3 separate regions of the Mus musculus genome follow, and all the other regions are linked to region 1. The links are chromatin loops, found by intact Hi-C in ENCODE. Cell type or tissue: gastrocnemius. All regions are shown on one strand.

Region 1 (8,000 bases):
GGATGTCTTTTAATTCAGAATGGGGGGCGGGGGATTCACCACAGAGAAATTTCTAGCACACTGAAGCCCTGCCTACTATATTTGATTCAAGCCCCAGCCCACCCTACACATAAAAAGCTCACAAAGCAAAAAAAAAAAAAAAAAAGTCACTTAATGAAATGCTAATTATAGTTCTTTCCATTCAGCTCTCAGAAACAGACCCCACAATTATGCCCTCCACATTGACCTTAGAAATTTCCCTCATACTCCGAAGTCATGCCAGGAGTCACAAGGGGCAAACAACCGTAGGTAACTAAAATAACTAATAATAAGGTTGGCTTCTTTTTTTTTTTTTTTTTTTTTTTTTGAAAAACACGGCAGCCAAGTGTAGTGTTACAAACTCGGACTTGGAAGGTGGGGATAGGAGGATCAGAAGTTCAAGGTCACCCTTGGTGATAAAGCAAGTCTGGGTTACCTATGGCCCTGTCAGATGGAGTAAGGAAGGGACTGGGAAGAGAGTGCAGAGGTTAAAAACAATCGCTGCTCTTCTAGAGGACTGGAGTTTGCTTCCCACACCCACACTGAAATGCTCACCGCTGCCTGTAACCCCAGCTCCAGGGAACCCAATAACTCCAGCCTCCAGTGGTGGCCCCTGTACTCACATGCACACGCCTCCGCCCACGACTGCTGCCGGCACACACTCAGTTCTGACGAAAGTCTCCTAGTCCTTTCTTGGAAACCATGGAAAGGCGGAGTGAAGTGTAGAAAGACCAAACTAACTTGAATGACACAAGCTTACGTACTCCCCTTTGTCACTGAACCCCAGCTCCTCTCTAACTATAGTGCAGTTTCTCAATCCACACAAATCAAATACAGTTGGCCAGAGCCAGGGTTCCCAAGGAAACTGCAGGCTGGAAGGGCAAAGGGTCCATGGATAGGAAACCTCTTTCCTAAAGGTGAAACAGTTCCATGGGAACCTGAAGTGTTGGTTGGCAGTGTCTGCAGACACGAAGAAAAGGTAAATGAGGTTCTGAAAGCCCATCTGGCAGGAGGGGTGGGTGGGTCTCCTCAGGCCTGCCTGTGCCTAGCAGCTCCATATACAGCAGTTTCTTCCACCGTCAGATCTCAGTTAAAGAGGCATCCCTTGCTGGATAGTGGTGGCGCACACCTTTAATCCCAGCATTCAGGAGGCAGAGGCAGGTGGATCTCTGCACTTGAGGCCAGCCTGGTCTATAGAGTGAGCTTCAGGACAGCCAGGGCTACACAGAGAGAAAACCTGTCTTAAAAAAAAAAAAAAAGAGAGAAAGAGCCCCACCCCACCCCCCCAAACCCCCAAGGCCTTTCTCTCCATGCCTATTTACTAAGTGTTTATTGGACTAGACACTTATGAATGAATTCAGAAGTGGCTCTCTAGTCCCAGGGAAGAACCTGCCCTAAGGTCCTAGCATGTCTCTTGAGTTCTTTTTTAAAAAGATTTATTTATTTATTATATGTAAGTACACTGTAGCTGTCTTCAGACACACCAGAAGAGGGCATCAGATCTCATTACGGATGGTTGTGAGCCACCACGTGGCTGCTGGGATTTGAACTCATGACCTCTGGAGGAGCTTTTAACAGCTGAGCCATCTCTCCAGCCTCAGTCACCTGAGTTCTTATCTTGTTACTCTCTGGAGGCTCCATGGGAGCCCAGATCAACATTCCAGGCACAGTGCAAGCCCTGAAAAATGCAAGCCAAAGGAGAGAGGAAAATGCTGACCCATGCCTACACATGAGGCAGGAGGATGGAAGTGTGGCAGCCAGATTGGGCTATGTGGTGAGTTCAAGGCCAGCCTGGGCTCCCTCACAAAAAGAACAAGGCAAAACAACAATATGAACAAGCAGGATCGAATGCCGACTCTCTCGGGAAACACCAAACCGGTTCAGAAGCCTGTATAACGCCAGCAAACCCATCGGGAGCTTCAAACACCCAAAGGGACAGCATTTGCCCCAGCTTCCCTGGCACACTGCACTTTGATTCAGTTTGCAGAAGTTTTAGTTGGAGATGCAAAGTGACCCGAGTACTGATGGGCTCATCAGTGCTTGACCTGGCCCAAAGGAAGCAGGGCATTCTGCATTGGGAAATATTTCTAGATAGCCAGGGCCACCCCCAAACGGCCCTCTTTCTCCATTCCCATGACATTCTGCCCATCCAGTGCAAGGCTAGCCTAGCTGTCTACCACGAAGGCCACTTCAGGCCGATCTCCAGTGACTGAGCCAAGGAGAGAGGAATTATGTCGTCAGCCTCATCAGTGGGGGCCGCCAGAGGAAGAGGGTTCCCAGAGCAGCAGAACTGGGGTAATTAAGCACACTATAGCTGCGTGTGTTGATGAATGTCTTTAATCCCAGTTGCAGGGAGGTGGGGGTCGATCTCTGTGAGTGAGAGGCAGCCTGGTGTACATGATGAGTCTAGGTAGGCTAGCCAAGGAGGAGGAGGAGGAAGAAGAGGAGGAGGAGGAGGAGGAGGAGGAAATATTAGTGTATATTCTGGAAGAAGAAGACCATGAAGATGGGAAGGGGAGGTTATCAGTTTGGGGAGTCACGGTGCTAGCAATGGAACCCTGACCTTGTGTGTGCTGGGCGGTCAGGTCTATCATTTCCCTAGATTCCCAGGCCTGGGGAGGTCTTTATATTACTCTGATCAATGCTGTGGGCAGAGTAGGGCTGGGGACTATTCTAGAGTGGGTCCCTTTAGTTGAGAGATTATTACCTAAAAGCACTGCATGTCCATCCATTTGGAATGTCATTATGCTAAAAGGCCTTCCCAGGGGCCTGTGAAATGGCTCAGCAAATAAGAACACCTGTCGCCAGGCAGAAGGCCAGCGTTTGGTCCTCCCAGGGCTCGTGGGAAGGAGAGAACTGTTTCCTACCAACTGGCCATACGTCCATGTGTGATCCTGCGTGTGCAGAAGCACGCATATACTCAAGTAAGTACATGTTAATTTGAAGAAGCAATCCCTGAAATCTCAGCCCTCAAAGACAAACATTTAATTAAAATCTTTTTTTTTTCTTCATGACCTGATAAGTAACTTGAGCCCCAGAAGCATAGCGAGCGAGCCTCTAGTCCCTGCCAGAGAAACCCGTCTTACCTGAAACCTCTCTCTGCCTCCCCACCTCCTTCCCACTGCCCCACGGCCCGGTCCTCACCTTATTCTGCCGTGTGACTCCAGTCTCCACTTCTGGCCTGTCTTTGTCTCTGGAGCTCCAGGAGCCTGCCAGGGTCCTCTTTCCAAACAGCTGCTCGGCCCAGAACATTGCCTGAGCGAGCTGCCTTCCCGACTGCCCTACAGCCTTCAGGCTAAAGTCCAAATTCCTAAGCAGAGCACCTCCCTGGAGGCTCGGCAGCCGTCCCCTCCTTCCTGCCCGGTGTCCTTTAGTTATCACTCACAACCAACCAAGACTTCAGAAAGCACCGTCCAACCAACAAGGACTGGAACACACTGTTTTGAGCCTGCAAAAACCCCCGTGTCTTTCAGTGTCTAGTGCTGTCTCACCACAATCTTCCCAACTTGACATTCCAGGGGCTAAAGCGGGAGGATTTGAAGTTCAAGGCCGGCTTGGGCCAAATAACAAGTTAAGACCTTGTGGCAATAAACAGAAACAAAACCAAACCCCTTCCTTTTTAAAATCCTGTCGCAAAGAGTGGGGGACCATGGTTCAGAGCAGAGTATAGGCCTGGTATAAGTGAGGCCCTGGGCTCTGTCCTCAGCACCATAAAAGCAAGTCCCAATCTTCACACAGCTGATTACAATCACTTCTATCAGAACAGCTCATTTATGCCGTACTTGTGTGGTCTTCATTGCTTTTCTTTCTTAGGGGAGGGTGACTTTCTATAACCCTCACCTCATACTCTCAATTTTCTCTGGCACCATGCAAAGCAAAAGTTATCTGATCATTGCTTCTACTAAGTTTTTCTGTATTTGTTATTTTGGTTTGACGAGACGGTCTCACACTGAAGCTCAAACTGGACCAAAACTGTGTAGCCTAGGCTGGCCACCAGCTCACCATAATCCTTTTGCCTCAGCCTCCTGAGTGCCGGCTGGAATTGAAGGTGTAAGTCACCATGATAGGCTATTTTAAAATTTTTGTTTTGCACTGGGAAGTGGTGGCTATAGGCAGATCTCTGTGAGTTTGAGGCCAGCCTGGTTTACAGAGCTAGTTCCAGGAGAGCCGGACTTATACAGAGAACCCTGTGGTGAAAAAAAAAAAAAGAAAAAGAAAAAGAAAGAAAGGAGAGAAAAGAGAAAGAAAATTGTTTTCCTGTCGTCGTCCCGTCCCCCCCCCACACACACACACACTTCTTTTTTAGACAGTTCTGCAAGGCCAGGAGAGGGGAAGCCTGAAGAAGCAACCACAGTGCTCCTTCATGGCAAACCCCACTCTTACTTCAGATCTCTGCTCCTTCCTGGATGGTGTGATGATGTTGGAACAGATTACTGGGAGAGATATATGAGGCTTTTAATTACTAATTTCCTCGTTTTTGAAACAAAATTTTTGTAACCTTGACTGGGTCCCGTTGTCTCCAGCCTAGGCTTCCACACGCCTAGGGTCTCTGGGAATGACAACCGTGATCTTGGCGCCACCTAGTGGCCGTTTTGAGGAAGTGGTCGCGGAGGAAGGGAGGGGGGGAACCCACCAGCTCAGTTGCCAGCCAGGGAGGGAACCAGAAATTAGGACAGGTCTACAACGGACAAGGCAATTCTTGTGTTTTCAATTAGCCTCTCTGTCTGTCTTCCTCCCTTCAGGGTCCCACTGTGTGGCTGAGGATGAATGACCCCAAACTTCTGATGCTCTCCCCTCCCCTTCCGGATTGCTGGGATCGCAGGTCTGCACCACCAGGCTTAGTCTCCCGCCTTTTTGTATCTTTTTGAGACAGGGTCTCACAAAGTTTCCCAGACAAGCTTTGAAGCTGCCATCCTCCTGCCTCCGCAAATAATGACGACTTACAGATCTACCGTTTTCTGTCTTACCTCACTGGGATCTCATGAAAGCCAAGTGCGTTTAGAGTGACAGGAACCACATCGCATGCTGTTGAAATGAGGTCACTTTACGCAGTTGTTTCACTGTCCAAACTAACTAATGCCACTTTGTACTGACAGGCATGGGTGCACAGAAATGACAGGGGAGAGGCACAGCCAGTGAATGTCGTCTCCAGACACCTCCTCGGCACAAATACAACCAACCCGAAATTGACTGACATGAGAAACCACACGAGGAAAGTGGTCAGCCTCACTATGGCACGAGTTTGGAGCCAGCTCTGAAGAAAGGGGCTGGGTCTCTGGGTACAGGTGTGTCAGAAACTGGTGCCAGAACACCCTGAGTTATGGGCCACGGACTTCTGAGGCAGGCCTGTACCTGATTTTTGTATTTTATCTTCCATTCAACATATGCCCCGACCTGTAAATTCAAGAGCCGGGCCTCTCCTGCGGCTCATACAGTTACATAAAGGATAACATGTTCTACTTAGATCAGCTCCATTTTATCTGATAAATCAAGAAAGAGTTTGAAAACACAATGTTTTGTTGGGTTCTGTGGTGCTGGATCAAACCTGGGGCCTCAAACACTCTAGGCAGGGGCTCCACCCCTCAGATACCCAGAGTGGATAAACAATTTATCTATTTATTTGTGACAAGGGCTCATGTAGCCTGGGTTGATCCTAATAAGACCTCAAATTCAATATGTAGCAAAGGCTTGCCCTAAATCTTTACCTCTTTACCATGAGACACTATGCCTGACTCTTAGTCTTTATTTTATAATTTCCCTCTCTTACATCCTTATTCCACACACACACACACACACACACACACACACACACACACACACACACACAGGCTTTTCTATATAGGGTTCCCTTGTATAACCCTGGCTGTTCTGGAACTCATATTCACCTGCCTCTGTTTCCTTCCTGTCTGTTTATTTGTGTGAGGAGGGATGTGTGTGTCATGGCGTGTGTGCAGAGGTGGGCATTCTCTTGTTCTCTTCCATGTGGGCTCTAAGGATCGAACACGGGTCCTCTCAGGAGCTATTGGACAAAGAGCACATTTACCTGCTGAGCCATCTCACTGGCTGTATCTACTGTATTCTTTGAGAGAAGATTTCACTACGTTCCCTAAGTAGTGTCTAACTAGAAATCCTCCTGTCTCAGCCTCCACAATGCTGAGATTATAGTCCAAGCCCCCATTGGAAAACAAGTCTTAAATGAGTAAATGTACGCTATACCAGGGCTTAAATAGCACTGTAACCCAGTACAAAATCATCAGCTTGGTAAGAAAATCCAAGCAGGAGCACACTCACAAAGAATCTCGGGGCTTGTAGTTTAAAATACATTAAATACACATGAAAAATTACCCTCTGTGTTCCTGCCATTGAAATGTAAATGTGGTCTCATTCTCCCAACTCTGCTGCCGGGGCCTGAAATTCCATTTGGAATTCCATCTCCCCATAGACATCAAACTCATTACCTCTCTTCTCGTTGATAAGAATGCCCTGCCTGAGGCTTTTTGCAAGAATTCTTTTTTTTTCTGTAACGAACGCTCAGTGGCTCAGGCTTGTCTTTTCCAGCCTGCTGGATGTAAGTGTCCCCTGATTAATGGACCTGCCAGCTCCGAGGGCTGATAGCACACCCGCAAAGGCTCAGCTGGAAAATGTCATTTCTTATCCCTGTTGTTCAAGGCCTTCCCTTCCACGAGTTCTGTGAGCCTCCAGGGACGCCCACTATTTCATGTGAGGGTTTTGTTAGTTGTAAGGGTCACCTTATTAGTGACAAATTGAAGTAGATCATTGAATTATTTAACTCAGAAATAATTTCTTTTGTCAGGCAATGTGATTTGCATGGCAAGCATAAGCTCACTCCCATTTCCCCTTTCAATTCTTACACTGCAATGTAACCATTTAAACTCACAGATTCACCACTCTAAGCAACCTCTTGTTTTAAATATCTGTTTTTATTTTATGACTGTTTGCTTACACATACTATGGGCGCCATGCGTACGTTTGTTGCCCTTATAGGCCAGAAGAGAGTATTGAATTCCCTAGAACCAAGATTTCAGGCAGTTATGAGCCACCATGTAAGTCCTGGGAACCCAGTCTGGGTCCTCTGCAAGAACACAGCAAGCACTCTTTGTTGTTTTTACGATTTATTTATTTATTTACTTACTTATTTTATGTATGTGTGTACACAGTCACTGTCTCAGACACACCCAAAGAGGACATTGGGTCCCATTACAGATGGTTGTGAGCCACCATGTGGTTGCTGGGAATTGAACTTAACCCCTCCCACATTATTACACTTCATTTAGTGTGTGTAGCTGTAACAACATGTAAGAATGGGGGTCACAGGATAACCTGAAGGGCTCTCCCCTCTTACTGGGTGTGTCCCAGGGACCAAACTCAGGTTCTCAGATCTGGTGGGACTGCCCACCAAACGATCTCGCCAGCCCCCAACATCATTATTTTTTTCTTTCTAGATTCCACCTAGAGGTAACTAAAGGCTTGTGTCTTAGGGTTTCTATTGCTGTCCTAAAACACCATGACCAAAATTAACTCGGGGAAGGAAGGGTTTATTTCATTTTACAGCTTGTAGTTAGTCATCCCGCAAATCCAGGGCAGGAACTCAAGACAGGAACCTGGAGGCAGGAGCTGATGCAGAGCCCGCGGAGGGGTGCTGCTTACTAGCTTGCTCCCCATGGTTTGCTCACCTACTCTTTTGGTTTTTGTTCTTGTTTTTCAAGATAGGATTCCTCTGTGAAATCCTGACTGTCCTAGAACTAGCTCTGTAGATCTGGCTGGCCTTGAACTCAGAGATCCACCTGCCTCTGCCTCCCCATTGCTGGGATTAAAGGTGTGAGGTGAGGAACCACCCAGTTTTTCAGCCTGCTTTCTTTCTTTTTTTTTTTTTTCTTTTTCGAGACAGGGTTTCTCTGTATAGCCCTGACTGTCCTGGAGCTCACTTTGTAGACCAGGCTGGCCTCGAACTCAGAAATCCG
Region 2 (8,000 bases), 260 kb before region 1:
ACATCAGCACCATCACAGACCCCTCCATCACTGCTTCAGCCCATCTCCATTTCCTTTCAAGTTTCCCAACCAATGCCACCTCCTGTTAGCTCCTTACCACATCTCAGGTCACCATTACCACCACCACCACCACCTCGGCTGCCACTCAGCCTGGCATCTCATTAACACCTTAGAGGGGAGCCTCTTCTGAGACAAACGTCCTGACTCTGAGGCTGGAAGTTGTTTGGAGCTGCAGCTCAGCAGCACAGCGTGCACCCCTCCTCTGTCACCAGGCCCAGACAGGATCAGAGGATCAGAGCCGGGTTGTCTTGGGGCCTCCTGAGTCTTTGTCTCACCCCTCAGGGTTTCCAGCCCTCTTGGTGCTGCTGCTTCTGATGATCAAGAGCTCAGTGTATGGACCCTGTGTGACCTCACTCTCCAAAAGCCAGGAAAATGGCACAGGCTTCCAGAATGTGTCCATGTGAGTGCCTGGTGAGGTAGGAGGGCCATGAGGTCCTCTATGGTGAAGTGATTGATGGCTGAGGGGCAAAGAGGCGGTCATGGTTTTGATGGGGGGGGGGATTCCACAGGGTTCTGCCACCCTTTCTGTGTCCCTGAGGCCTCTGCAGCCATGGAGACCTGCTCTGTGCTGACTGACTAGGAGGCCATAGAGTGGACACCAATACTTGCTGAGTCTCTAGGACCAGTTAGGAGGGCCTCCTTGCAACATTTGGCTGTATATCACATGGCCAAATGGGTTGGTCCTGTGGTTTCATCCAGTGCAGGTCCCAGAGCTACTTAGTTTGGTTGGTACCTGATTGATTACTGTGTCTTCAGGCCACCCACCTATCTTTACATCCATCCATCCATCCATCCATCCATCCATCCATCCATCCATCTATCTATCTATCTATCTATCTATCTATCCATCTATATATCTACCTATGTATGTATGCATGTATGTATATATATATATGTATGTATGTATGTATGTATCTATCTATCTATCTATCTATCTATCTATCTATCTATCTATCTATCTATCTTGTTTAGCTGCAGGCTCAGCTTAGCTCTCCCTTCCTTGTACAGAACACAAGACATTGCCAGCATCCCAGCTCCCATGCAGCTGGTGTGAGACTCAGGGGAGGTGAATGTTATGGGGGATGAGTTTAGCCTCTTCAGGGCCTGCAGGGAGTCAGCAGAGGTAGAGACAAACTCTACTGTGGCTTTCTATATCCAAGGACATCAGGCTTATCATTACAGAACACTTCTAACAGCTGGGTGCAATATTGTAGTGTAAAAAGAACCATGGACAGGTGTGTGTGTGTGTGTGTGTGTGTGTGTGTGTGTGTGTGTGTGTGTGAGAGAGAGAGAGAGAGAGAGAGAGAGAGAGAGAGAGAGAGAGAGAGACACTGTGGGTAAAGGCAGAAAGCTCCCAAGCCAAGTTTTATTCCCAGAACTTATGGTGGGAGGAGAGAACCAACTCCCAAAAGCTGTCTTCTGACCACATCTGTGCATGCCCTGGCACACATGCCTCCACACACCACACACATACAAACAATAAATAAAGTAATTAGTGAGACCCTCATGAAGCTATCTGGAGAGTTGAGCATCCCACCTCTGTGGCTCTCCCTGGCAGCTCAGAATGGCTGATGGTTTGTGGGGTAGGCTCGGTGGATGAGTATATGTTCAATGGTCACAGTGAGGGTTCAGCCTCTCTGCCAGCCTCATAGGGCCATTGAGGCACGGACAGCTCACGAACTCATCCATGAGGTCCCAGGCTGTCAACTAAGAGCTGGGACTCAGCCCACCAGCAGCTTCAGGGTGGTCCCCCAGGACATTGCCCATCTCTAGCTCCTGGCTGCCACCAGGAGTTCGGAAACCTTTGTACTACAACCAGCTTCCCTGTGTCATCCCTTTCTGTCCTTCAGATTATGATCCTGCTTTGGTGACTTTTATCTTCCATTAAAAGCCCATAGAACTAACTCTATGTATCTATGTATCATCTATCCATTCATCCACGCACCTATCTATCTATCTATCTATCTATCTATCTATCTATCTATCATCTATTAATCTGTGTATCTAGCTACTCATCTATCTATCTATGTGTGTATTCATCTATCTATCTATCTATCTATCTATCCATCTATGTATGTATTACATACATATGTGTCTGTCTGTGTGTTTATCCATCCATTTATTCATGTATGTATGTATGTATGTATGTATGTATGCATCTATCTATCTATCTATCTATCTATCTATCAATCATCTATTTACCCATCTACCCACCTTTTATCTGTCTGCATCCTTAAACTGAAATGACATTTTAAAAAGCACCCCTTAGATACAGTCCGGTCATGCAGCAGCAGAGGTGCTAAAGTAGTGAGCAGAGGTAGAGCCTTCATGCTAGAATATTCTGTAGCAGCAAAAACAAAGGGTGCTCACTGCTGGCCATAAATGATGTTCAGCAACACTGTGAGTCCAGTGTCAGGGCCCCAGGATGGAGTCAGGGGGATCTAAATACATGACTGTGACAGGAATCCAGACTCAGTGTCCAGACCAAGGGGCTTCAAGTCCTACCTTTGCCGCTAACCAGGATGTGCTCCTGAGCAGAAACCTCAGTTTCCCTAACTGTAGAATGGAGATGATTAGGTGCCTGCTGCTGGCCTACCACGAGGATTGCCTGGGGCGACCTACGTTGGCCATGGGGTGTGGTCTCTGACCTGAGCACCTGTCCTGAAGATGTCCTAGAGAGGTCAGGGTCCAGGGGGACCTCAAGTTCAGTACCCTCTGTGGGATTTCCCACCTGCTCATCCGCTCCACCATTCTTAAATGCTAGAACACCTACCGCCAATCCATGGGTGGTGCTTCACACACAGCTCAGGTCTAGGTGGGTCAAAGGTCAAAGATTACCTCTGCACAAAGGTGGGATTGAGATGATGACAATGGTGGGTGTAGGCTAGAAGAGGAATCTTCTAGAGCAAGAGCCCAGGCTAGCCATCCACTAGAATGTTGCTCAGGTTGGCGTGGAGGACGTGAAGCAGCAGGAGGAGGGGAGGAGGTTCAGTTGGGTCAGATTTGAGGCTGAAGGCATCCTGGTTGAGAGGAGTGGGCAGAGGTGACAGGTGATCCTGCCGTGGTGGCTGATGGGAAGCTGGGCAGAGGAGCTGTGGCATATATTTGAACTATCTGGCAAGTTATGATTGATGGGACATCAAGACCAGACAGGGACAAGAGCTGGTCCCAAGGCTCAGGTGCACTTGGCCTCCTGAAGGTCTTGGGGGCCATGCTAATCCTGGCCTTCCCCCCCACCCCCTGCAGGTGCTGGATCCGAAGTCCCATGGTACACAGCATCCTGGTCATGGGCTATGGTGGCTTCACATCTCTGTTCAACCTGGTGGTGCTGGCCTGGGCTCTGTGGATCTTGTGCAGGCTTCGGGCACGGGAGAAGGCACTGAGTCCCTGGGCCTACCGGGACACTGCCATGGTGTTGGGTCTCACTGTGCTGCTTGGCACCACCTGGACCCTAGCCTTCTTCTCCTTCGGTGTGTTCCTGCTGCCTCAGCTCTTCCTCTTTACCATCTTCAACTCGCTCTATGGTATGTCTGCAGAAGCTCACAGGGCCACAGACGCTGGGACAGGTCTAGTCCCTGAGGTCCAGGGGTGGACGATGACTGAGCCCACAGCTCCATTTAAGCTGGTCTAGGGGCACATTTACCTAGAAGAGAGGCTTGCCTCTGAACTGCATGGAGGTACAGCTCCTGGTACCCTCTAGGTCTGTCTGTCCCTCTGTCCCCAGTAGGAGGTTGTTGGGTTCCGACCTTCTCACTAACCAGCCTGCCTTGCAGGTTTCTTCCTCTTCCTGTGGTTCTGCTCACAAAAGCGTTACTCGGATGCCGAAGCCAAGGCGGAGATGGAGGCAGTCAGCTCCTCCCAGATGACACACTGACCCAGCTCCCGCCCTGCAGCCTCTGCCCTCACTATTTCCAACAGCCCATGGTCTTGGCTCCTCCAGGGAAGGTGGTAGGCTGGCGGCGGGACAACAGAGTCTACTGTACCCTTCAGGGATCTTTTCCATCTCTCCGAATTACCTGGGATGGAAGGCAGCGTGTGGCTCTTCATCCTGGTCCTTCATGTCTGGATGCAGCTCCATTGGCCAGGCTATGGACAGAGAACTAGCTTGGAAGTCAGGAAGCTAGACTAGACTGAACCACACCTTGCACCCTGCTCAGCACTTACAGATACTTACAGGATCATGGCCTATGCTTGGGGCCACTCTTTCTTTCACCAGTCCCAGGTGTTGATGACGTCAACCTTCTATCTTTCCAACGGTCAGGAAATCTAGCCCTTCCTCCTTCTTCTAACCCCCACAGATGGTATAGACCAGCAGCCAAGACCAGGCCTCTTTCTCTTTCCCTGAAACTGAGTCAGATGGGCTTGAGCGATCTAGATACTATACTACTGTGTAGATGTGGGGTGGTGTGTTCAACATTTACAAACTCTCTGCCCACAGCGGGAGAACATCTGGGCTGCCTGTCAGACCAGGTGGGAATAAGACCAGGGGTTTATTAAGTCAGTGCTATCCCCAGGATGGACAGCAGGGGGTGCCATTGGCCCGCACGCCAAGGCATTGGTGCCAAAACTGCCCCTGGAAATGCAGATGTTACCTGTCTGAGGACAACCCTTTGGCCAGTAGGTAAATGGGGACCTCCAGCACACATCCATTGTCTCTTTCCCTGTGCAGCTGACCAAGGTCGCTTTAGGGGCTTTGTCAGGCGCCAGGGCAGCTAGTTGGGTAGATTCTCAGGTCCCATGCCAGCTGTTAGACACATGTACTTGAACAATAAGGGGATCAGAGCTGGATGCCATCCTCCACAGAGGGTTCTCTGCCTTTCTGGGTGTTTCTGGGTCATTATATTCTTAGCTCTTCACTGGCTGGAGAGTGGGATAGGCTCTGAGCCAGGTTGCCTGGGCTCAGATTCCAGCTCTGTGGCTGTGGACAAGCCGTTCAGTCTCTCTGTGCCTTAGTTTCCCTATCCACAGCGAGGACAATAGTAGTAACTCTTTGGAAGATTCAATAAAAGAAAGAATTCACCCAAGCCTTACCACAGTGAGGTCTCAGTAGATGGTTACTGCTGTCGGGAGATCTGTATTTGTATTACTATTTGGGTGTGCATGTGTGTGTGGTGTGTGTGCACCTATGCACCCTTGCACATGTGCACTGAAGCCGGAGGAGGATGTTGGGTATCCTGTTCTATGACTTTGTCTTATGCTCTCGAGACAGGGCTTCTCACCAAACATGGAGCCGGGCTGACAGCCAGCAACCCCAGTAATCACCTAGTAACTGGAGTCTACTTTTGCCACCCGCATGATACCCCCTTCCCCCTCCCCCACTTCCACCAGTTGTAGGATTACAGGCTCCTGTGACCATACTTGGCTTTTTACATAGGTGCTGGGGTCTAAGCTCAGGGCCTCCAGTTTGTGCACAAAAGCTTTTATGTATTGACCATCTCTTCAGCCCCCTATTGTTGTTAACAGCTTTAATGGAGGCGAGCTGTTCAGGCGCTGTTTGACCACACAGCTCCTCCTCCGGCAGGTCCTTCCATTGCTGTTTTATGGCCTCCTCTCCCACTTTTCTTGGAGGAGGACCTTGCTCAGCCCTTCTGGTATCTACTGTGCCAGTGATGTTCCTCACACAGTGCAGCTTCAGGCTAGCCCACATCTCTACCCCCAGTTCCTGAGTCCTTCATTGGTCCATTTATCACACCCTTCACGAATCCTCCCCCATTTGCACCACAGGAAAGGCCTCATTCCCACTCTGGTTCCAGGCAGTATCCTCCACCACATCCCCATGGCTATTCCAGCACGGAGATCTTTGGTCTGGGTCTCCATGCTAATGAGGGTGCTGAGGAATTATGGGAATTGGGACAACTGGATAGATAAGGAAGGTTCAGGTGTCACACACAGGGCCTGGCCTCTCAGAGCAAGTAAGCCCAGAGCCACCCAATGGAGGATGTGGCTAGAGTGACATCCTAAGCCTGTGGCTCTGAGCCCCACTGGGGGTCCAGGCTCTGGGGTAGCACTTCATGTAAATACCCCAGCGGGGGTGGGGAGTTGGAGCAGCCAAGAGAGGAATGCGCTGCCAGGTTAGTCTAGCTGTCCTTCAGCCTTCCCAACAGACTTAGTCTGGGTGGTTGTCCAGCCCCTGGACTGGGAGGAAGGGAGAAAGGCTGGGGATGGAGTCTGGGGATACTGCTCAGAGAAAGACTCTGAGGGGCCATTTGGTGAAAAGCTGACAGTAGATGTGGGGTCAGGAAGGCCCTGGAGTCTGTTGAAAAGAGAATTCGAGATAATGCAAAAGAATTCCACTTTTGAAGACACCCTTACTCTAAAAAGTTACTCGGTTATCTAAAATTCAAATTCAGCCTCCTGTCCCATATATCTATTTTTATGTTTGCTAAATCCAACCCTAATTAAAAAGTATTGGCTCAGGAGTCTTCATCTTTCAAATCACCCATCTTTCAAATCACCCCAACCGATACCAACTGAGCAGCCCCTCTGCCCGTCAAGTCAGCCCACTCTCAACCCACTCAGAATGTTCTTCCTCTTGCCAGCAGAAACCCCAAGCGGCCCCACTCAGAACCAGCCCCACTCTGGACAGAGCCTCCTTACAGGCCTCCCCGGAACCAGGAGGAAAGGTCCCTCCCTGCAGTCTCAGCCTGTTCTGTCCATAGCTTAAAGCATCCCACATCCTCTTCCTCCTCACTGCCAAACTACCAGTGGATGTTGGGAACATAGAGGACCTGACCTGTGACCTCTCTCCCGCCCAGTTCCCTTTCCTCCATCTTGCCATACCAAACCACTTTTCATTTCTCCTTCTCATCTTTGGGCTGGCCTTTTTTTTTTTTCCTGGAACCTCCCACCCTCTGTCCCTGATGTCTTTCATTTGTGGAATGATGGCTACATATCCTTAGCATCTTAGCATCTCAGCTTGGTACACCCTGACCCCCTCCAGCCTGGACAGAGGAGTCCCCGACCTCCAGTCTGAATGGGGCTTTCTTTCCACTCCCTTCCCCCATAGCAGAAGTTATTCCTCCGTCTTGCAACTAGCTGTCCCTGTCTGGCTCAGCCGCCAGACGGCGAGGGTTCTGGAGACAGGTGCTGTGTCTCATTTGCTCATTCATCTATCATATAATGGTTTTAACACTTATATTTTGGGCATTGCACTAGTTGCTAAGGATATATAAATGAACAAGTCATCACATTCTAGTGTGGGGGTGTCCTACAAGAAGCAGTTTAGCAAACGGATACAAAATATGACAGCTGGCACCATGGACTGTGAAGAAACACAAGGAGGTGAGAAGTGGGGGGCTGCAACCCTTGTTTTGCCAGAGGCTTTGGGCTTAAGGGAGCAGGAGAGGGTCGGTGAGCCGATCTGAACCGGTCATTGGTGGGATGGAGTTTCCTAAAGCAAGTTTCCCATGTGGACTTTAGGGGAGTCAGGGGTAGGGAGGATGGGAAGGAGAGTCTCCGCTGAGATTAAGCTCCCAGGAAGCTGATGTTGGGAAGCCCCTTGGTTAGGTGGAGGGGATTTGCTCTGTGAGTAAGGCCAAGCAAAAGGATTCCATAGCCATCTTCCCAAATCACGGGCGTGTGAGCCACCGTGAGGGGAGGGCCACCGTGAGGGGAGGGCCACAGAGAGGAAAAGGAGGCAACAGAACAGACACCAAGAGGCCACAGATGTTTAAAGGAATAAAAGCTGCAATGACATGATGTGTATATAAGTAAGATGAGTAAGGATGGGGTGGAAAGAGAGAGAGGGAGAGAGAGGCGGGGTGGAGAAGAGGGGGAGGAAGAGGAGGATGGGGAAGGAGAGAGATGTGGATGGAGAAGAGGAGGAGGAGGGAGAGGAAGAGGGAGAGAGGTGGGTTGGAGAAGAGGAGGAGAGGAAGAGGAGGAGGAGGAGGAAGGAGAAGAAGGGGAGGAGGGGAGGAAGAAGAGGGGGGCTGGAGAAG
Region 3 (8,000 bases), 100 kb before region 1:
CGGCTGGGAACCTGAGCGCTGCTTTGATGTGGTCCTTGTCAACTGGGGCAAGGTGGCTGACCTGGCCATCTGCAATGACCAGCTGGTGAGGGTCAAGTCACCCACCCTCCACCCTCCCCCTCCCGCTCCTACCTAAGGAGCCCCTGGGGTCCAGTCCCACTCTACACCAACTCTGTCATGTCCCGCAGATAGGTGTGGCTTTCTCCCAGAGTAATGTCTCCTCTTATGTGGTGGACCTGACGAGAGTCACCAGGACGGGAACTGTGACCCAGGACCCTGTGCAGGCTAACCAGCCTCTGACACAACAGACCCCTAACCCTGGTGTCTCCCTCCGCCGCATCTATGAGCGGCCCAGCACGACATGCAGCAAGCCTCAGAGGTGGGTGCTGATGGCCCCGGCAGGGTGTATGTCCCAAGAAGGCACCTGGATACTCAGCCCTTGGCCTCTTTGCTTGTCTCTGCACCTGCTAGGGTAAAGCACAACTCAGAGAGCGAGCGGCGCAGCCCCAGCAGCGAAGATGACAGGGACGAGCGAGAGTCCCGGGCGGAGATCCAGAACGCGGAGGACTACAATGAGATTTTCCAGCCCAAGAACAGCATCAGTGAGACCACACCCCTCCCACCTCACAGCCTGGCACCTTGCTGTGCTGTACCCCCTAAACCTTACCCGCTGTCCACATTCTTGCACCAGGCTGAATTCTAAAACCAGAAACCTAGCTGGACACCTGTAGCAGAGGCGGCACCACTTGCTGGTGGCTCCTGCCAACCTTCTGCCCAGCTCTAAGCAGGCTATAGGTGTATATGGGCTCATGGAGCCAGGAGCATGTGCTGGGGACCACTCTCTAGCCATGTGTCTATCTTAAGACCTGAGCCACATACAGGGCCTCTTCCCAGAGAGCACATGGGAACCCAAGTGTCAGCCCCCTTTGCCTTGGCAGGTCGGACACCACCCCGGAGAAGTGAGCCCTTCCCAGCACCCCCAGAAGATGGTGAGTTGGGCAGTGCTGGCCTCTAAGGACCAAGCTTTGCCTCTCCTGGCCCAAACCCTGCCCTACCCAATTAGGTCTTGTCTCTATATTTACCTAAAAGTGCCTACCATGTATCTGACCCCAGGGACGGCCCTAGAGGCAGTGTAAGCAAGGCAGAGATAGGTGCTTCTTTGAAGCCCATGCCTGAATGCTTGGGAAAAAACATGCCCCTAGGGTGTATGCTACTGAGGACTGGGGTCTACCGCAGACGTGACGTGATGGGGACTCTGAGGTTTAAGGGCTGGTGAGCAGAGGGAGAGAAAAGCTGGGGTGGGGAGAAGTTAGACAGTCATCAGAACCCAGACCTGGAGCAAGAGCCAGGGAGCCAAGTTGGAGGCCAGACACAGTGACCCCTGGCCAGAAGTTTGGGACTGAAGAAATCCAGTCGGCTTTGGGATGCCAAAGAGTCTATCCTCCAAAGCATCTGTCTCCTGTCTGCCCTTGGGAACTCAGTCCCCCCTCTTTGTCTTTATGAGACTGACAATGTTTCCTGCTCACTGCCCACTCATCTGCCCGTTTTACATCCTGCACTCCTGATGGCAGGATTGTCTGGAAACTGTTGGGTCCCATCCACACACATCCAAGGACAGCTCCTGCCTCAGCTTGCCAGGACCCTCACCTGCTGATGGGCTCCCAGCCCCCTGGTCCCCTCTGTCCATCTGCTGGCACCTGCTTCCCTTTCATGTCATGCATTCCCATCCTGCCCTCTGACCTCTTTCCACCAGGTCCATGTAGGCTGGCATTGAGCCTTTCTTTTTACTCCTAGATGCAGCCACAGTGAAGGAGGTCTCAAAACCCAGCCCAGCCATGGATGTGCAGTTGCCGCAGTTGCCGGTGCCAAATGTACGTCTGAGCAGAGAGGGCACCCTGTGGGTCTGAGCCAGGGTTGGGACATTCCTGTCAGGAGCTGAGGGATGCTCAGCTGCTGTAGGCTCAGCCTCTGCTCCCTGCAGCTCGAGGTCCCAGCACGACCGTCAGTCATGACTTCCACTCCTGCACCCAAGGGTGAACCTGACATCATCCCTGCCACACGGAATGAGCCCATTGGCTTAAAGGCCTCGGACTTCTTGCCCGTGAGTGGGACCTGCCCAAGAGGTGGGGTTGAGGGCTGAAAGGAGAATGAATGTGCGATGTGCGCCTGTGCCAGCATCTGGGTACCATCCCCACAGGCCGTGAAGGTCCCCCAGCAGGCAGAGCTGGTGGACGAGGATGCCATGTCGCAGATACGCAAAGGCCACGACACCATGTTTGTGGTGCTCACCAGCCGCCACAAGAACCTGGACACTGTCCGAGCTGTATGGACTACAGGAGATATCAAGGTGAGGGGGACTCCGAAGCCACACGGTGGGGCCCTGGGGTAGGGCAACCTTGTGTTAGAGCAGCCAGCTTCCATCAGCTGAGCACTGACGTCAGGCTGCGCCTTGCCCTCCTGTTGGCACAGTTTGTTTCATGCCTCCAACCCTGCCCACTCCCATCCCATGCTGCCCTCTTAATGGACCTTGTCTGCAGACATCAGTGGACTCTGCAGTGGCCATCAATGACCTGTCTGTGGTAGTGGACCTCCTGAACATTGTCAATCAGAAAGCGTAAGTGGCCTCGAGGAGGAGGAGAATGGGGTGGTCGGGCCGGCTGCTGGCATCATACCCAGCTGTCTCTCTAGCTCCCTGTGGAAGCTGGACCTGTGCACCACAGTGCTGCCCCAGATCGAGAAACTGCTGCAGAGCAAGTATGAGAGGTAGGGAGTCCCTCCAAACCCTGCAGCTGTCAATGGAAATAGGTGTGTGTGTGTGTGCATATGCCCATCTGTGAAAGATCCCTCTCTTTTGTCCTCTCTGACCATCTGTGTATGACTCCATCCATCTTGTTCCTGAAGCTATGTCCAGACCGGGTGCACCTCCCTGAAGCTGATCCTGCAGCGGTTCCTACCCCTCATCACTGACATTTTGGCAGCCCCGCCCTCTGTGGGTGTGGACATCAGCCGAGAGGAGAGGTAAGGGGTAAGGTGTAGTTCTTAGCCTCATTTGTGCATGGCTGTGCCCAAACAGCTTACAGAGAACAGTGTCTGAGAGTGGCTCAGGATGCTGTATGTCAGAGCACGGGCTTTTTGTGTCCCTGCACACTGCCATGGCTTGGGGGATATTTTTGTGCTCTTAGGAGGGACTGGAGTGGTTAGGGGAGCATCCTGAGATGCTACCTCTTGACCTACAGGTTGCACAAGTGTCGACTCTGCTTCAAACAACTCAAGAGCATCAGTGGCCTCGTCAAGAGCAAGTCGGGTTTGAGTGGCCGCCATGGCAGTGCCTTCCGTGAGCTGCACCTACTCATGGCCAGTTTGGACTGAGGAGCACACGGTGGGAGCACCCGCAGCCCTCACACATACATACTTGCTGTATGCCTGTGGCCCACGAGCCTCAGCCTGGCCTCCATTCCTGCCCTGCTGGCCATCCTGGAGGCATGGTTGCCAGCCTGCTGACCACCTCCTCGGTTGTGGACTAAGCTCCTCTCCGGCAGCAGCTGCAGTCTTGCACAGCCCTTACTGCTCAGGGCAACTCCAGCCTCGGGGCTGCTGCTGTAAATTATCAGGCAGATTTATTAAATTTATAACTGTTCCTGACTTCCTTATGAGAGGAATATCCGCTGGCTCTCCCAGACACATTGTGGCCTGCCTAGAGGTCGCTGGAAGCAGAGACTGTCGTACTCCAGGCCCAGTGCAGCCTCCATCTGTGGCCAGCAGGGGCCAGCAGAGTGCCAGGCACGAAGCAAGGGGCTGCCTGGTCAGCTTGACTTGGGGAAATGGAACAGGTGAGGCCATAGATGTCACATCCCCCCCAATTGTCCTTGGGTAGATTGGCTAAGAGCCTGTCATAACTCTCCCTCTGACCTCTGGATGCCACCAGAGACTAGACCACGATGGTTGCATGACCTTGGAAGATTCTAGAGTGGTTTTCACAGGCCACAGGAAACTACTTTTATACTTGTGGCATCCCTGAGAGTCTGCGCTCCAGAACAGCCTGTTGATGCAGCCAGCAAGAAGGGAGGAGCCCTAGCAAGCCCTGTTCTCCAGGGCTGGGACCGGGGACCAGATACAAACGCATACATCAGGTCACTACTAGTTACAGTTCCAGACTGGGAGGAAAGGCTGGCACAGGATGAGCAGGTCTTTGAAGCCTAGTTTTCCTTCTGTAACATGAGGTGATACTGCAATGGGATGGAATGGTTATAGGGGCCCGCAAGGTGCTAGAAATGATATAAAAAGCATGGGGGACACAGTGTCTTCAGTGACAACTTGTGGAGTCTGCATGGTCAGCCAGCAACGGGAGCAACAGGGTACACAATGCCCACTCTCCATAGGGTCTCCCAGTACTGACGATTCAGATTGCACTTGTGTAAAAAGACATTCATTTTAATAAGTAAAAATGGCTAAGCTTCCAAAAGTTCTTAAATAGGATTTGGGGAGAGGAACATGTTGAGAATCAGTGGGCAGGGAGAGTGCCTGGTGTCAGGCAGATGAACAGAACCCAGCCCTTCCACACTGGCCTCTGCCAGCCATAAATATAGCCCAGACCTCTGACAGGGTGAGGACTTCTATATACACCTAGAACATTATATACATGCCCTGTGAGGGCTCCCCTCCTCAGGAGGGTAGATAGAGATGCTCTTGCTCTCCCTAACCCCCCAGCTGGTTCCTCAAGTCTTCTCAACTAGTAGAGAACAGTCCAGCCCAAGGGCCAGGTGGGGAGAGAGCCCACCCTCCCAGCAACGGCTAGACTCCCAAGCCTACCACCAGGCAGAGTGCCATCCCTGCCCTTCCAGAAGCCCCATGCTTGGGTGCCCAGAGCCACACAGAGACTCGCTTCCTTCTGAACATGTTTCTCATCTCTGAGGAGAGGCAGGGCGGGAGAGCCTCCATCTCCTGCATTCATGGTAGGTGGGTGTTACAGCAGGTCGCCAGGCCACAGGGCCTGGCAGCGTGGCACATCTTCACACAGGCACTGGCCTCAACTTCCCTGTAGAAAAAGTAGAAAAGGAGCGCTCAGCCTCTGGCCTCAGGAGGCTTGCCCTTAGCAGATGCAGGAGGCCAGCAGAAGCACATGGACAGGGCAGCAGAAGGCAGGACTGGCTCTGTACAAGAGCCCTGGCAGAGCCCTGAACCAACAGCAGGCAGCAGGTGGGCAGCCCCAGGCCGCTGACCCCCACTTACCTGGAGACTGCAGCCCCAGCTGTCAGGCTGAAATCAAAGTGATAGATGTCTCACTTGGGGAGGGATTGGCCCAGCTGCCACCACCCCCTTTGGACCCAGTGAGGGGCCAGGCCCCCTTTTCCACCGGGGATGTCTGGACTGCTTTGTGGAAGGTGGGTAGAATCAGGTACCAGAGGAGCCCCACCAAGGTGAGGGCTCCTATATACACAGTGTGGGCCTCAAGTCAGGAGCACATGCTAGGAGCCTCTAGGGCCAGGCCCTCTGTCCCTTTCCAGGGATTTAGTAAAGCTTTCTGACTCTTGCCCAAGGCAGGCAAGGGAAGGAGACGAGTTCTAAACATGGTTTTATGGAGTTGAGGATGGAACCCAGGGCTCCCATATGCTCAGTAGGCAGCTTCCCTTTGTGGGGTACATTCTCGCTATGTAACTTCCACTAGCCTGGACCTCACTGTGTAAACCATGCTAGTTCAGAGCGTGCTCCTTCTGCCTCTCCCTCTGTCTCCCAAATGCCAGGGGCACAAGGCACAAACTATCGTGCCCAACTACCCTTTCTAGATTGTTTGGAAACTACTGATCAGGTTGGCCTCAAATCTCCACTCCTCTTGTGTCAGCCTCCCGAGCAGCTGAGATTCCAGGCTGAAGCCGCTAGGCCTGGCTCCTAGGCTGCTTCCTCCCTCTTTATAAAACAGCTTATCCTTAGCTAGGAAAGGACAGCCTGGCTCCCTCCTGCCCTCCCATCCAGTCCACTTCTAGACAGGCTTACCTGACGGCTGCAGTTTCCTTCGGATGGAACCTGGGCGGCTACTGGTCCCAGAGCCAGGGGCAGAGTGGGCTCGTGCTGTAGGCTGTGGTGTCTGGCAAGCCGGCTCCCACTGTGAGCAGAGATGCCAGTGGGTGTGGGAGCCAAGGCTGCCCCAGCTCATTCATCTCCAACCACTCTGCTTCCCTTCTCTGACAGTGTTTGTTCATCTACAGAGGGGACTAATGACCCTGCCGCCCTGAGAAGTCACGGGACAGGAATTAAACATTGTCTACAATTTAAAATGCATCTACCATGGGCAACTGCTGGTCTCCAAGACAAAGATGGCTGAAGGGGTCACGGGCATACACCCTTAATCTCAGCAGTCAGGTCTCCTGAGTTTGAGGCTAGCCTGGTCTCCAAAGCAAGCTCTAGGCCGGTCAGCGCTACATAGTGAGACCGTCTCAAGAAAGCAGAAGCACGCCTGAGCTCTGGCCTCACCCACCTTTGTGGCAGCTTCTACTCTCACTACACCAGCCTGTCTGCCCTTTCCCTACTCGGTACCAGCCTGAGTCTCACTCATGGAAGCCTCTCCCCTCCTCCCCCACCCCATCCATCCCCCAGTACCTCCAGGTGCTCCTGGCTTGACCAGGAACCCAGCTCTGTGCGGCGGGACCCAGGGCCCAACTCCACAGAGCGAACCCTCTCAGCAAATCTGAGGGAGTACAGAGTCTCGCTGGTGTTCTTCTCCACTGGGGACACCTAGGGGACAGAGAGCTCATGGTACAGCACAGGAGGTAGCAGCATGGCCACCAGAGGGTGTTTCTGGTCAGGGGAGCCCACTGTGGGCAGTGAACATGGGGAGGAACTTGTGTACTAAAAGGGGATGTTGGTAGGGGTCTATGTGGGGGTAGGGGGAGCCAGCAGCCTGGGGAGGCTCTTGCTGAACCTCAGGCCCTCACCTGTACCACCATAAGGGTCTTGCTGTCACCACTGAGTGAGTCCTGCAGCAGGTAGGTGAGTTTGGAATTGCGGAAGGGCACATGGCCTTGTCGAGAACGCAGGGCAGCAATGACGTCCCCCAGGGCGGATAGTGACCTGTTGATGTGCTGTGCCTCTCGCAGGCGGTTGCCCTCAGCCCCCGACTTGCCCACACGCTCTGAACCAGCCAGGTCCACCAGGTTCAGCTTCCCTGCAGGCAGAGCAGAGGGTGGGTCAGCGCTGCCCCAAAGATACTGATGGAGGGCTTGACCAGAATGGCCACTGTGCATCTCTCACCCGTGGTGCGGAGGCCTGTGCTGCAATCCACACCTCTCACTGTCACGATGAGCAGAGCGTGGGAGCGGGAGCTGTGTTCGTTCAGGTTGGTGAACTCGGTGGTGCGGTTGTTGTAGCCAAACTCAAACACCTGGGGGCAAAGGCAGTGAGCGGGCTCCTTTGGGATGGGCAATGCCACCCTATGTGCTTTACCTGGATACTCAAGTTTCTTCAAGGTTTTTGTTATTATTGTTTGGTTTTAGGCAGAGGCAAGGTCATAGTGTGTATACCAAGCTGCCCTCTAGCTCAGAGATCTGCCTGCCTTTGCCTCTCAAATACTGGGATAAAAGGGTGGACAGCATCACATCTTGCTATCTTTTTAATTTTTTGTTTTGAGATCAGGTCTCTGTAGTCTTGTCTGGCCTGGAACTCACTATGTAGAACTCACTGATCTGGCAGAGATCCACCTGCCTCTGTCCAAGTGCTGACATTAAAGCTGTGTACACCCAGCCACATGAAAGCCTCTGAGGGTCTTGCTAGGTAGTCAGACTGGTTCCCGATTCACAATTCTCCTGACTTAGCTTTACAGGTGTGCTCCTATACCTGCCTTTCCTTTCAGATGAGGAGACAGGCTTGGAGAGGCCTGGGGACTCCCCTAAGCTGCATTGTCAGGTGGTGGCAAAGCCCACCTTGGACCTGGAGCCCAGTTCTGTCCACCAGAGCAGCTGTTGGTGAGCGGGGCCTCCAGCACTTCCCCAGGACACCTTACCTTGTTG

The links. A loop is a pair of places that touch in the nucleus more often than their neighbours do. Peaks named below come from ENCODE experiments on the same cell type or tissue, not always from the same donor. Only the 100,000 strongest peaks of a DNase experiment are listed, where the experiment ranks them.
Region 2: a loop joins it to region 1, with 3 times the contacts of the local background. A loop is called at or near these places in 32 of 42 quality-filtered maps.
Region 3: a loop joins it to region 1, with 9 times the contacts of the local background. A loop is called at or near these places in 22 of 42 quality-filtered maps.

The regions. Positions count from the first base shown.
Region 1 is chr8:95,199,531-95,207,530 of GRCm38, forward strand. Gm31277 (a long non-coding RNA gene) reads left to right here and starts at 1,640. Exons shown (of 3, transcript XR_387940.3): 1 at 1,640-2,942; 2 at 4,761-5,010; 3 at 5,115-5,481. It also overlaps a transcript of Kifc3 not described here. In gastrocnemius, a CTCF peak has its summit at 4,610 (motif pointing left); DNase peaks (open chromatin) are centred at 2,822 and 4,602; H3K4me3 peaks cover 465 bases; H3K27ac peaks cover 1,084 bases.
Region 2 is chr8:94,938,199-94,946,198 of GRCm38, forward strand. Adgrg5 (adhesion G protein-coupled receptor G5) reads left to right here. Exons shown (of 12, transcript NM_001145972.1): 10 at 343-460; 11 at 3,307-3,584; 12 at 3,834-5,092. The coding sequence ends at 3,934. Among named protein-coding and RNA genes, the nearest start is that of Adgrg5, 19 kb to the left of the region's middle. In gastrocnemius, a CTCF peak has its summit at 4,581 (motif pointing right); DNase peaks (open chromatin) are centred at 4,603 and 6,088.
Region 3 is chr8:95,095,418-95,103,417 of GRCm38, forward strand. It overlaps Katnb1 (katanin p80 (WD40-containing) subunit B 1), which reads left to right. Exons shown (of 20, transcript NM_028805.2): 10 at 1-85; 11 at 189-379; 12 at 472-602; 13 at 939-989; 14 at 1,795-1,871; 15 at 1,982-2,101; 16 at 2,198-2,347; 17 at 2,538-2,614; 18 at 2,689-2,763; 19 at 2,902-3,018; 20 at 3,237-4,457. The coding sequence ends at 3,369. Kifc3 (kinesin family member C3) reads right to left here. Exons shown (of 22, transcript NM_001372314.1): 16 at 7,994-8,000; 17 at 7,246-7,375; 18 at 6,930-7,159; 19 at 6,595-6,729; 20 at 5,992-6,100; 21 at 5,230-5,256; 22 at 4,411-5,035. The coding sequence ends at 5,252. Among named protein-coding and RNA genes, the nearest start is that of Gm31224, 14 kb to the right of the region's middle. In gastrocnemius, CTCF peaks have their summits at 3,762 (motif pointing right) and 6,792 (motif pointing right); a DNase peak (open chromatin) is centred at 3,760.